2 separate regions of the Homo sapiens genome follow, and region 2 is linked to region 1. The links are chromatin loops, found by intact Hi-C in ENCODE. Cell type or tissue: PC-3. All regions are shown on one strand. Each heading gives the region's core, and the rest is flanking DNA. Links, peaks and the distances in the headings are about the cores only. Region 1 overlaps ADK (adenosine kinase). Region 2 overlaps ADK (adenosine kinase).

What was found. A loop is a pair of places that touch in the nucleus more often than their neighbours do. Peaks named below come from ENCODE experiments on the same cell type or tissue, not always from the same donor. Only the 100,000 strongest peaks of a DNase experiment are listed, where the experiment ranks them.
Region 2: it touches region 1 in a loop (3-fold over the local background); 2 of 110 quality-filtered maps call a loop at or near these places.

Annotation. Positions count from the first base shown.
Region 1 is chr10:74,501,116-74,506,507 of GRCh38, forward strand. All of the region lies in intron 6 of ADK (adenosine kinase), which reads left to right. It overlaps ADK-AS1 (ADK antisense RNA 1), which reads right to left. Exons shown (of 5, transcript NR_120673.1): 5 at 5,383-5,392. Among named protein-coding and RNA genes, the nearest start is that of ADK-AS1, 26 kb to the right of the region's middle. In PC-3, for the core only: no CTCF peak of the experiment used is centred there; a DNase peak (open chromatin) is centred at 2,306; H3K4me3 peaks cover 561 bases; H3K27ac peaks cover 2,213 bases.
Region 2 is chr10:74,590,669-74,596,060 of GRCh38, forward strand. The region is part of intron 8 of ADK (adenosine kinase); the gene reads left to right. LOC124902457 (a long non-coding RNA gene) reads left to right here. Exons shown (of 2, transcript XR_007062199.1): 1 at 1-1,135; 2 at 2,003-4,679. Among named protein-coding and RNA genes, the nearest start is that of ADK-AS1, 64 kb to the left of the region's middle. In PC-3, for the core only: no CTCF peak of the experiment used is centred there; a DNase peak (open chromatin) is centred at 3,013; H3K27ac peaks cover 619 bases.

The DNA of each region.
Region 1 (5,392 bases), core at 238-5,237:
CCAAAACAATTACACAGAAAAAAATCATTGCATTTTTGCCATTTTTAACTCAGATTTAAAACAACTGTGTCTGGTAGTAACTGGAGAAAAATCACTGTTTTGTGTTCTGTTAAGTTAAAACAGTTAAAATCACTTTATGATAAAATATGGCCAAAAAGAAGAATCATCTTCAATTAGGTACTTCAAGATCACTTGTATTCTCTGCTTCTCTTTCAGAGCCTGATCCATGTATTTCTTAAACTTCTTCATCATATATAAAATTTCGTGTTTATAAAATTTCCACTAAAACCTCAATTATTAGTTTCATGAATCAGAAGTTACAATTAGTTTCATTTCTGGCTCACCAAGATTTGTCAATTTCTGGATAAAAGGGACTCCCTATTCAGAATATCCCTTTAAATCTTTTTTAAAAGTGCACCTTTGATGTGTACATGTTTTTATGTTATTTATGGCTTCTGAAAATATTATGCAAAAAAATTGTTATGGAAACAACCCAAATGTCCACAAGCAGGAAGATACATTGTGATAGATCCATACAATGGAATATCATTCGTTCATAAAAAAGAATAAAGTACTGATGCATGATAGAATGTGAGTGAACCTCAATATCAAGAAAATGGACGAAGCCAGACATAAAGGATCACATATTGTATGATTCCATTTATATGAAGTATCCATAATAGGTAAATCCACAGAAACAAAAGCAGATTGGTAGTTGCCAGGGACTTGTGGGGAGTGAGGAATGGGGAATAACTTTTTAATGGGAAGATAGGGTTTCTTCTTGGGGTGCTAAAAATGTTGAGAAGTAGATAGAGGTCATGGTTGCACAACACTGTGAATATAATTTTATGTGAATTTTACCTCAATTTTTTAAAGAAATCAGTTGATTTAAGACTTAACTGAATTCTAGAATTTTTGAAATGAAGGTGTTTCTCAAGGTCATCCAACCCAATCTCCTGTTTTTCACAAATGAAAAAACTAAAACTCATCAAGATTAAATACTATATATCACTAAGATTGCCTAGTAGCTAGTCCAAACCCAGGCCAGAATTTGAGTATCTGGATTTTTAGCCCAGTGATTTCTTTTTAAACTACTGCATGCTGCTTTATTATCAATTGCTATTTTTTTTAAATTTTTTTCTGGGAACATACTACAAGTGTTAGTTTAAAAGTAAACTAACATAAAAGTAAATACAAAAAGAAGCATAGCTTCCTTTGTGCCACATATAAGAAATGTAGACATAGAGAGTGTTTATTGCAGTAATTTGCCAAAAAGCAAGCCATAGTTTAAATTAGAAGAGGTTTATTCCCTGCAGCACTTTCACAATCACAGAAGGCACCTATATTTTAAATGTAGTCTACATTGGCCTGGCTTATGAACTGCAACCTTCTATGATTGCAATTCACTTTTTTAAATTAAAAAAAATTTCAAAATAATTTTTGCATAATTATTAGCACATTCTACCACTTGATAATTTTTTGTTTCTTTCAATAGACGAAAGCACTCACATTGTAAAAAAATTATATAAATGACCTTGTCTTGTGATGAAGCTAGAAGATCTGTTTTCAACGAAACTATTCTCAGAGGCATCTAGGGAGAAACATTTGAGTCAGGTTGGGAGTTAGAGATAGAAAGCAGCAGCAATTAAAGCAAGATAATGTATTACCCCCTGGAAATTGGGTGTTATACTCAAATGTAAAGGACTTGTATTGATTTAGTGCTAGCCTCAGAAAATAGTCAGATGTCCTCATTTTAAGGGAAAACTTTAGGAAATGTAATTATATCGTTTCTTTCTCTCTAAATCTGCCTTAGTTTTCAATTTCTTTATGTAGTTCGTTACTAAGAGGAAGCTACACTCTCATTACCACACTAAATGGATTTTCTATTAATATTTATCTCCAATGTTATTTTTATCTGGGTTGTTGTTTTCATTTCTACTTAGTATGTATTTTCTTCTTTCCTTTTAGTTCAGAGGTCAACAAAGTATGGCCTATGAGCCATACGCTACAATAGCAGAGTTGAGTGGTTGCAACAGATACCATGTGGCCTGCAAACCTAAAATATTTATTGGGGCATTTTACAGAAAACACTTGCCAGTCCTTGCTTTAGTTGACCAAGTAGAAAAGGAAGAGCAGATTCTACAGAGTGAATAAATATCACCAGCAAAGGAAAGGATATAGAAAGGTACAGGATTTATACTTAGGCTAGCTAGAAACTCCATATGGTCAAAGTAAGAGTTTTGTGGATGTGAGTCATCAGAGATTATATAGGAAAGATAGATTACTGTCAGATTTAGAGGATTTTTAATGCCACTTCAGGAACTTGAGCTACTATTGTTTAGGAAATGAGTCATTTAAGGTTTTTTGAACAAAGGAGCTTTGCCAGAGCAGGAAAGTGTTGCAGTAGGGTTTACAAAGTAATGAGAGTTATCAACTAAAGTTATATTAATAGGAAGGATGACATAGTTCCAGGAGTTGCTGTATAATTAAAATTGATAGGACCTTAGACACTGCATTTTGAGACAAAGAGATAATAGTTTAAAGATTAAAACTTCATTGGGCAGAAAAATTATTATTTATACACATATTAGGGAAGTAAAGAGCTAATTTTTGTGGAAGGTTTAAGTTGATGGAGAAGGATTATAACACTACATAGGATAAGAAACAAAACTGATTACTAGTTATCAGCATTACTGAAGTTGTTCACTCATCCCAGGCACAGGCAATTTTTTACTCGCCATATTTTATCTCCAGGGCACCCAGCTGCCATCATCTTGTCAGGGTCCATCTCTTTATAAAATCCTCTTACTTTGCTCTCCAGAATCCCACCCTGATACACAGATTTACTTACGCTACCTCATACAGAATAAAGTACTTCCATTTTCCAAGTACTCTGAACCATGCTCAAGAAGGGCTTTAGCTCTCTCAAATAAAAAGACTTATCTCAAGGTGTTTAATTCAAGTAGAGCCACAGTTCCGAAACTGTGCACTGACACCCCAGGGTACTGCAGCAGACTCACAAGAGTGCTACAGGATATTTTATATCGGTTTCAAAATTAAATTTTGCTACATTCCTTTTGGATGATGTCTTTTTAAAAAATAATTACTGTTGTTGTTTTTTTTTTAATATGTACCTCCTGAAAAATCAATGCAGAATGGGAAATGAAGGTAGCAGTATCCACTTGGAATACAAGGCTTGAAGAGTGTGCAGTATTCCATAAGCATACATATTCATTTAGTAAATACAGTTAACCCTTGAACAGTGCCGGGGGTTAGAGGCACTCCCCTCCCCCGGGTAGTTGAAAATCCATGTATAACTTTTGACTCCCCAGAAACTTTACTAAGAGCCTACTGTTGACCAGAAGCCTTACCTGTAACATTAATCATTGATGAACATGTATTTTGTATATTATATGTATTATACAGTGTATTTTTGTAACACAGTAAGCTAGAGAAAAGAAAATCATAAGGAAAATATATTCATTGATATGGTTTGGCTCTGCTTCCCCACTCAAATCTCATCTCGAATTTTAATCCCCATAATCTCCACATGTTAAGGGAGGGACCTGTTAGGAGGTCATTAGATCATGGGGGCCATTTCCCCCATGCTGTTCTTGTGATAGTGAGTTCTCGTGGAACCTGTTAGTTTTATAAGTGTTTGACAGTTCCTCTCTCATGTGCCCTCTCTCGCCTGCTGCCATGTATGACATGCCTGCTTCCCCTTCTGCCATGATTGTGTTTCCTGAGGCCTCCCCAGCCATGCAGAACTGTGAGTCAATTAAACCTCTTTTCTTTATAAATTAGTCAGTCTTGGGCAGTTCTTTATAGGAGTGTGAAAACGGACTAATACATTTATTGTTCATTAAGTGGAGGTGGATCATCATAAACATCTTCATCCTAGTAGTCTTCACACTGAGCAGGCTGAAGAGGAGGGTGGGGAAGAGCTGGTCTTCCTGTCTCAGGGGTAGCAGGGGTGGAAATGATGAAGGAGGTGGAAAGGATGGCAGAAGAGGTAGGCATACTCAGTGTAACTTTACAGAAATACGTTGTAATTTCTGTCTTATTTTTCATTTCCCTAAAAATGTTACTCTAAAAATGTTTCTATATGGCACCTATCCTTCCACCTTTTGCTTTTGGTTCAGTGCCCATATCATAGAAGGGTCCATGTTGTAAAAGAAGTCAAAAGCAGTCTTTTGAATAACTGGAATCATTCTGTTATATGGTCTAATATGAATTTGTTTCTGGCACTACTTATTCTACATCTTCTTTCTCATCATCTGGCACTGATTTGGAAGCACTCATCTCCATCAAGTCATCTTCTGTTAATTCCTGTGATATGGTGTCTGTTAGCTCTTGAATTACTCCAAGATCCGTATCTTGAAACTCTTCAACTTCCCCCCACTTTTTTTTTTTTTTTTTTGCCATATCCACAGTCTCTTTTATGATATCCTTGATTGACTCTGTTGTAAATCCTATGAAGTCATATACACCATTGGACACAGTTTTTCTCTAGCATCAATTTATTTTTTTGGGCTTGATGGCTTTCATGGCTACTTTTGTAACAATGGCGTTTTCCATGATTTGATTCTTTCAGATATCCTTGGTGTTCTCTAAGTTGAGGTCTACTTCCATAGCATTGACAATCTTTTCTATAGATTACCATGTGTAATGATCTTTAAAGGTCCTTATGACCCCCTAATCTAGATCTGAATTAGAGATATTGTGTTTGATGGCAAGTAGACCACTTTGACACCTTTGTTGTTGAACTCCTGGTGTGGGTGACCCGGGGCATTGTTCAATATCTAAAGAAATTTAAAAGACAGTTCCTTACTGACAAGGTACTTCTTTGTCAGCAGAAGTTACTTCTCCTCTTATCCATTTTTTGAAGCCAAACCTCTTTCTAAAAATGTCAAGCCATCCTTTGCTGACATTAAATTCTCCAGCTTTAAATCCTTCACCTTCCTTTTGCTTTAAGTTGTCATATAATGACTTCAAGTCTTACTAGAGTATGCCTTTCTTATAGCAATTCTGTACTCACATTGTATTTTAAATATAAGATAAAAAGATATTTTACAGAAACTTCAAGGTTTTCATGCCTGCTGTCGTAGCTGCAGTGATGGCTCCACAAAGTCCTCCCCCAACCACAATGGTCCTTACACTGGATTCATCTATCTTGAAATGGTGGGCAACCACAGCTGCAGACCTCAATCTACGGTACATATCAAGCAAGTCAGCTTTTTTTTGTAATGATTTTTCTCTGCTTCTTGGGAGCACTTCCAGCATCACTAGTGACATTTCATATGGGTCCCATGGTGATGTTCAAGATTTACAGTATTGCACTAAACATGATGAAAAATAATTCAAGAACCATGAGAGATCACTTTTTATTGCA
Region 2 (5,392 bases), core at 228-5,227, 90 kb after region 1:
TTAAGTCACATTTAGAAAAAGGATTTCCAAGTGGTGGGTTTTTTTCTAATTTAAGTTTCACATTTTAATTTCCCAAACTGGCAATTATATGTAGGACAAAATGTAATCATGGGAATATTCAATTAAAAAGTCAAATGTTTTGATCATGAGAATATAAATAAAAATTTTCAGGAATTTTTTAAAGTTTTACTGATTTTAAGTTTTAATATTACAAAAATTATATTATCTGTTGATACATCAGAATTCTCCATAGAAGAAAACTTTCAGAACATACATTTGTATCCTGTCAGTTTACTGTGTTACCATAAAAAATGTATTTTTGGTTCTATAAAATAACCAATTTTGCAGATACTTAGAAATATAATTTGTTATATAACATGATCATGATCCTGTAGTATCTACATAGCAGTTTTTAAAAAATAGTTTATTAAGCCTGATTAATACTTTTATTTCCCCCTTGAGCTACTTGCTTTTCATGTGCCTGGTTTACATTCAGTCATAGCAACAAACTACTTTTTCTATTTTCCATTAACTAGCACTATATTCACCTTTCCATTAGTTCTTACTTACTGATTCTTGAATTGTTTTTGCCATAAATCTGCCATAATTGATTACAGCATATAAGCAAAATGATAATGATTATAATCACATACCTTATTACCTCCTGACATAGCAAAACTGCTCTGTCAGTGATATTGACAGTGATATGTTAGACTAAATAAAGCACATAGTGTCTTGATGTGTCTCTTCGTAGATTCCCAAAACCATCACAAGCATTGCAGAATATATTTGAACCATGAGTAGGGTACCCTCAAATAGATATTTTTAATCAAATGTAATCCATGTATGGAACACTATCTAGAGAAATTCAATGATTTTATAATGTCACTAAAGTTTCCTAGGTCATTAGACAGAAATGGCAGAGCATAGGTTTGAAACTTGGTATTCTTAAGGAATAAAACAAAAATAAATCACTTTATCTTAATAGTTTTCTGTGTGAAAATGCATTAATACTCTTGGCTAGTGTGACAAACTAGACAAAAATCTGCATTTTATCCCTTCTAACTTTAATTTTGACTCTAAATTTGGAGCATGAATGAGAAGAAAGAAGTGAAAAGATTAAAAGAAAGGAAAGGTGAGTATTTTTTCCTTCCATCAGTGCCGCTGTCCTACCCTCATTTTCTCCTATAAATCCCAATCAGTTCCAAAAGCCACTGAGTATTGCCACTAGTGATCTGGCTGCTGACAGACCAATCCAAGCGCCTCTAAAAATAACCAGTGTTTATTCGTCAGGAAATATTCTCAGTGGCATTTTTTTTTTAATTGATTATTATTCTGGTTAGCTTCTCTGCAAATTTTACTTTTGTAAAAAAAAAAATCTTTAAACTGAATTCGGCAGTTTTCAGTGAGAAGCAGCAGCTTAGGAGAGCACTGGAGAATGAGATAAAAACTGGAGCTGGGCAGAACACAAAGCATAAGAGAGGATTTTTTTATATATATAGGTGATGGAAAATTGCATAGTGCCTGATTTAAATGACAGACCTGCTAAGAATTTAAAATGACAATTCTTGGGGTAAAAAGTTTTATAAGGCCTTTTATTATTCTAGAAAATCAGTTCAGACTGGAGTGTGTTTTTAAATCTAGCTTTTCTTGAGCCGAACTGATTAAATGTTCGTATTTTTAGAACATAAATAAAAATAAGGTGCTCAAAAGCATGTTTCATTATAAAGCCTTTTTTAAACTATTGAAAATTGATTTAAATAAAGTGAAGAAAATACCTCAAAACCTAAATATATATATTCTCTATCTTTTCATTGTCTCTGCAACTGAGTAAATGACAAATGATGAAGAGAATTCATACCTTCTCTATTGGATCATTTATTTCCTTTTACTCCAAGTAATAAATTTTAGATTTTTTTTAAATTTTAGATCTCTAAGAATAATACTTCTGCTCATAGGGGAAACAAAGCAATCCTTTTCGCCTTTTTCACTTCCTCCATAGCCCCTGACTACCCAGAAGATCCTAGACTTGTAGTCTTTCTCTGACCAATGAGGATTCTTTCATCTTACACCACTGAAAGAGAAAAGTATGGAATTGTGCTATCCAATACAGCATCTACTAGCCACATGTGGCTATTTAAATTAGGATTAATTAAAATTAAATAAAATTTAAAATTCATCACTTCTTGGCCTTTTGGCTAAGATCAAATGTAAAATTTTAAATTCAGTCCTTCAGTCATACTAGGCACATATTGAGTACTCTATAGACTATGTAGCTAATGACTACTTTATTGGATAATGCAGGATAGAACATATGCATCATCACAGAAAGTTTCATTGATCAGCATGGATAGAAAGTCTACAGAGAATGTATTCAGGCAGTGTTGATTACCAAAGAATTACCTTAGGTGACTTTTAGGTTCCTGTGTTCTTCACAAATATAAATAGTGCAATGAATGATCACTCAGAGTTTCAGAGTTTCTGAAAATAAGACCCTAAATCAGGCCCTGCTGGCTAAGAGAGTGCAGTGTTGTTTTTGTAGGTGCCTGAACCCCAAAAGAGGACAATTTTAGAACAGTTCAGTTAAGGGAAAGCAATAAGCTAGTCTTCTAATTCTCTTCATTTAATCATTTATTTATTCAACAAATATTTACTGAGTTCTTACTATGTACATACCACTTTGATAGACCCCAAGACAAGGTGGAAGTGACCAGAGAGTGTACCATGAAAGAGCATGTGGGAAGGGTTCCCATTTTAGCTATGATGGCTATGGAATGACCCTAAAAATATGAATATCTAGCAATGACAAAAAAAAAGCGACACAAACAGCAAAACAAATTTCAAACAGAGAGAACAGGACTATAAAAGTCTCTGAACGAGAGAGAACTTAATGTACTATGTACTCCAGGAACTGACAGAAGGCCAGTGTGACTGGAATGGAGTTAGTGGGGACAGCATATGAGATCAATCTGGCACTGACACATCATATAAACAGCATAACTATTAAAGGAGTTTCTATTTGGAAAACAAAACAAAATGGTATGGCTAGATGACTCAATGTGTGGAAACACTACAGTTGGTTTTCTACAGAACTAGGTAGACTGTGACAGGATTGCTTAACCTTTGTATAACCAGCTGGTTAAAAATAGAATAAAGATTTTCTTTATCCAGTCTATCATTGATGGGCATTTGGGTTGGTTCCAAGCCTTTGCTATTGTGAATAGTGCTGCAGCAAACATATATGGGCATGTGTCTTTATATCAGAATGATTTATAATCCTATGGGTATATATCCAGTAATGGTATTGCTGGGTCAAATGGTATTTCTTGTTCTAGATCCTTTAGGAATCCAGTTCATGTTCTTTGCATGGACATGGATGAAGCTAGAAACTATCATTCTCAGCAAACTAACACAGGAACAGAAAGCCAAACACTGCATGTTCTCACTCGTAAGTGGGAATTGAACAATGAGAACACATGGACACAGGGAGGGCAACATCATACACCGGGGCCTGTTGTGGGGTGGGGGGTTGGGGAGGGATATCATCAGGAGAAATAACTAATGTAGATGACAGGTTGATGGCTGCAGCAAACCACCATGGCACGCGTATACCTCTGTAACAAAGCTGCATGTTCTGCACAGGTATCCCAGAAATTAAAGTATGATTAAAAAAAATTTCTAGTAATAGTAACACTACTAGTAATTCAAATGAAGTGTGTGTAACAGAAGAAATAAAAAAAAAATTAAAATGCTACATCTGAAAATACCTATTTCATACAAAGCAAGGAGGTAAAGAAGGGATAGAACATATTTTTTTAAAATATGACATATGGAAAACAAATAGCAAATGGCAGATATTAATTCAACTGCATTAATAATAATGTTAATCTGGAGTAAATAATATGATAAAAAGGCAGAAATTCTCAGACTAGATAAAAAAACTGAGGTCTAACTATATGCTGTCTGAAAGAGATGTATCTTCAATTCAAAGATACAAATAGGTAAAAAAAAAAAAAAAGAATGAAGAGAGTATGTTCTTTGATTTGGAAGACAATGTGATCACCAATGACAATAAAACCATATTTCTACATTTATAAAATGCTCACAGTTTATAAAACCTTTCCCAACATATCAGTAATACATTCATACTTGCACAAACCTTGAGAGATAGGTAGGGCATGTATTGCCATATCAGTTCAACAGATTAAAAAAATAGGCTATATGGCCGGGTGTGGTGGCTCCCACGCCTGTAATCCCAGCACTTTGGGAGGCCAAGGTGGGTGGATCACCTGACATCAGGAGTTCGAGACCAGCCTGGCCAACATGGTGAAACCCCATCTCCCCTTAAAATACAAAAAAATAGCCAGGTATGGTGGCAGATGCCTATAATCCCAGCTACTTGGGAGGCTGAGGCAGGAGAATTGCTTGAACCAGGATGTGGAGGTTGCAGTGAGCTGAAATTGCACCATTGCACACCAGCCTGGGCAACAAGAGCCAAACTCCATCTCAAAAAAAAAAAAAAAAAAAAAGGCTCTATGACTTTTTCAAAGTCATATAGCTAATACATTATGTAGCCAGAACCAGAGCTCAGCTCTCTATGTCTGGTGCTCTTTACTATAAAGCACACAGCTTTCTCTCACACATTCTAACATGTTGGAAGAGGAGATTAGATTTCAAAATGACTTTGAGAAATGAAAAATACCTTTTTTTTTTTTTTTTTTTTTGGGGAGGGGGTTTGGCTTTGTCACGCCAGGCTGGAGTGCAGTGGCGTGATCTTTGCTCACTGCAAGCTCCGCCTCCCGGGTTCACTCCATTCTCCTGCCTCAGCCTCCCGAGTAGCTGGGACTACAGGCCCCCGCCACCACATCCGGCTAATTTTTTGTATTTTTAGTAGAGACGGGGTTTCACTGTGTTAACCAGGATGGTCTCGATTTCCTGACCTCATGATCCGCCCGCCTCCGTCTCCCAAAGTGGTGGGATTACAAGCGTGAGCTACCGCGCCCATCGCCATATCAGTTCAACAGATTAAAAAAATAGGCTATATGGCCGGGTGTGGTGGCTCCCACGCCTGTAATCCCAGCACTTTGGGAGGCCAAGGTGGGTGGATCACCTGAGGTCAGGAGTTCGAGACCAGCCTGGCCAACATGGTGAAACCCCGTCTCTACTAAAAATACAAAAATTAGTTGGGTGTGGTGGCGGGCACCTGTAATCCCAGCTACTCAGAAGCCTGAGGCAGGAGAATCACTTGAACCCAGGAGGCAGAGGTTGCAGTGAGCCAAGATCGCACCATTGCACTCCAGCCTGGGCAACAAGAGCGAAATTCCATCTCAAAAAAAAAAAAAAAAAAACCACTGAAATTCGCTGGAGTAAAAATATGAGCCAAATTAATTAA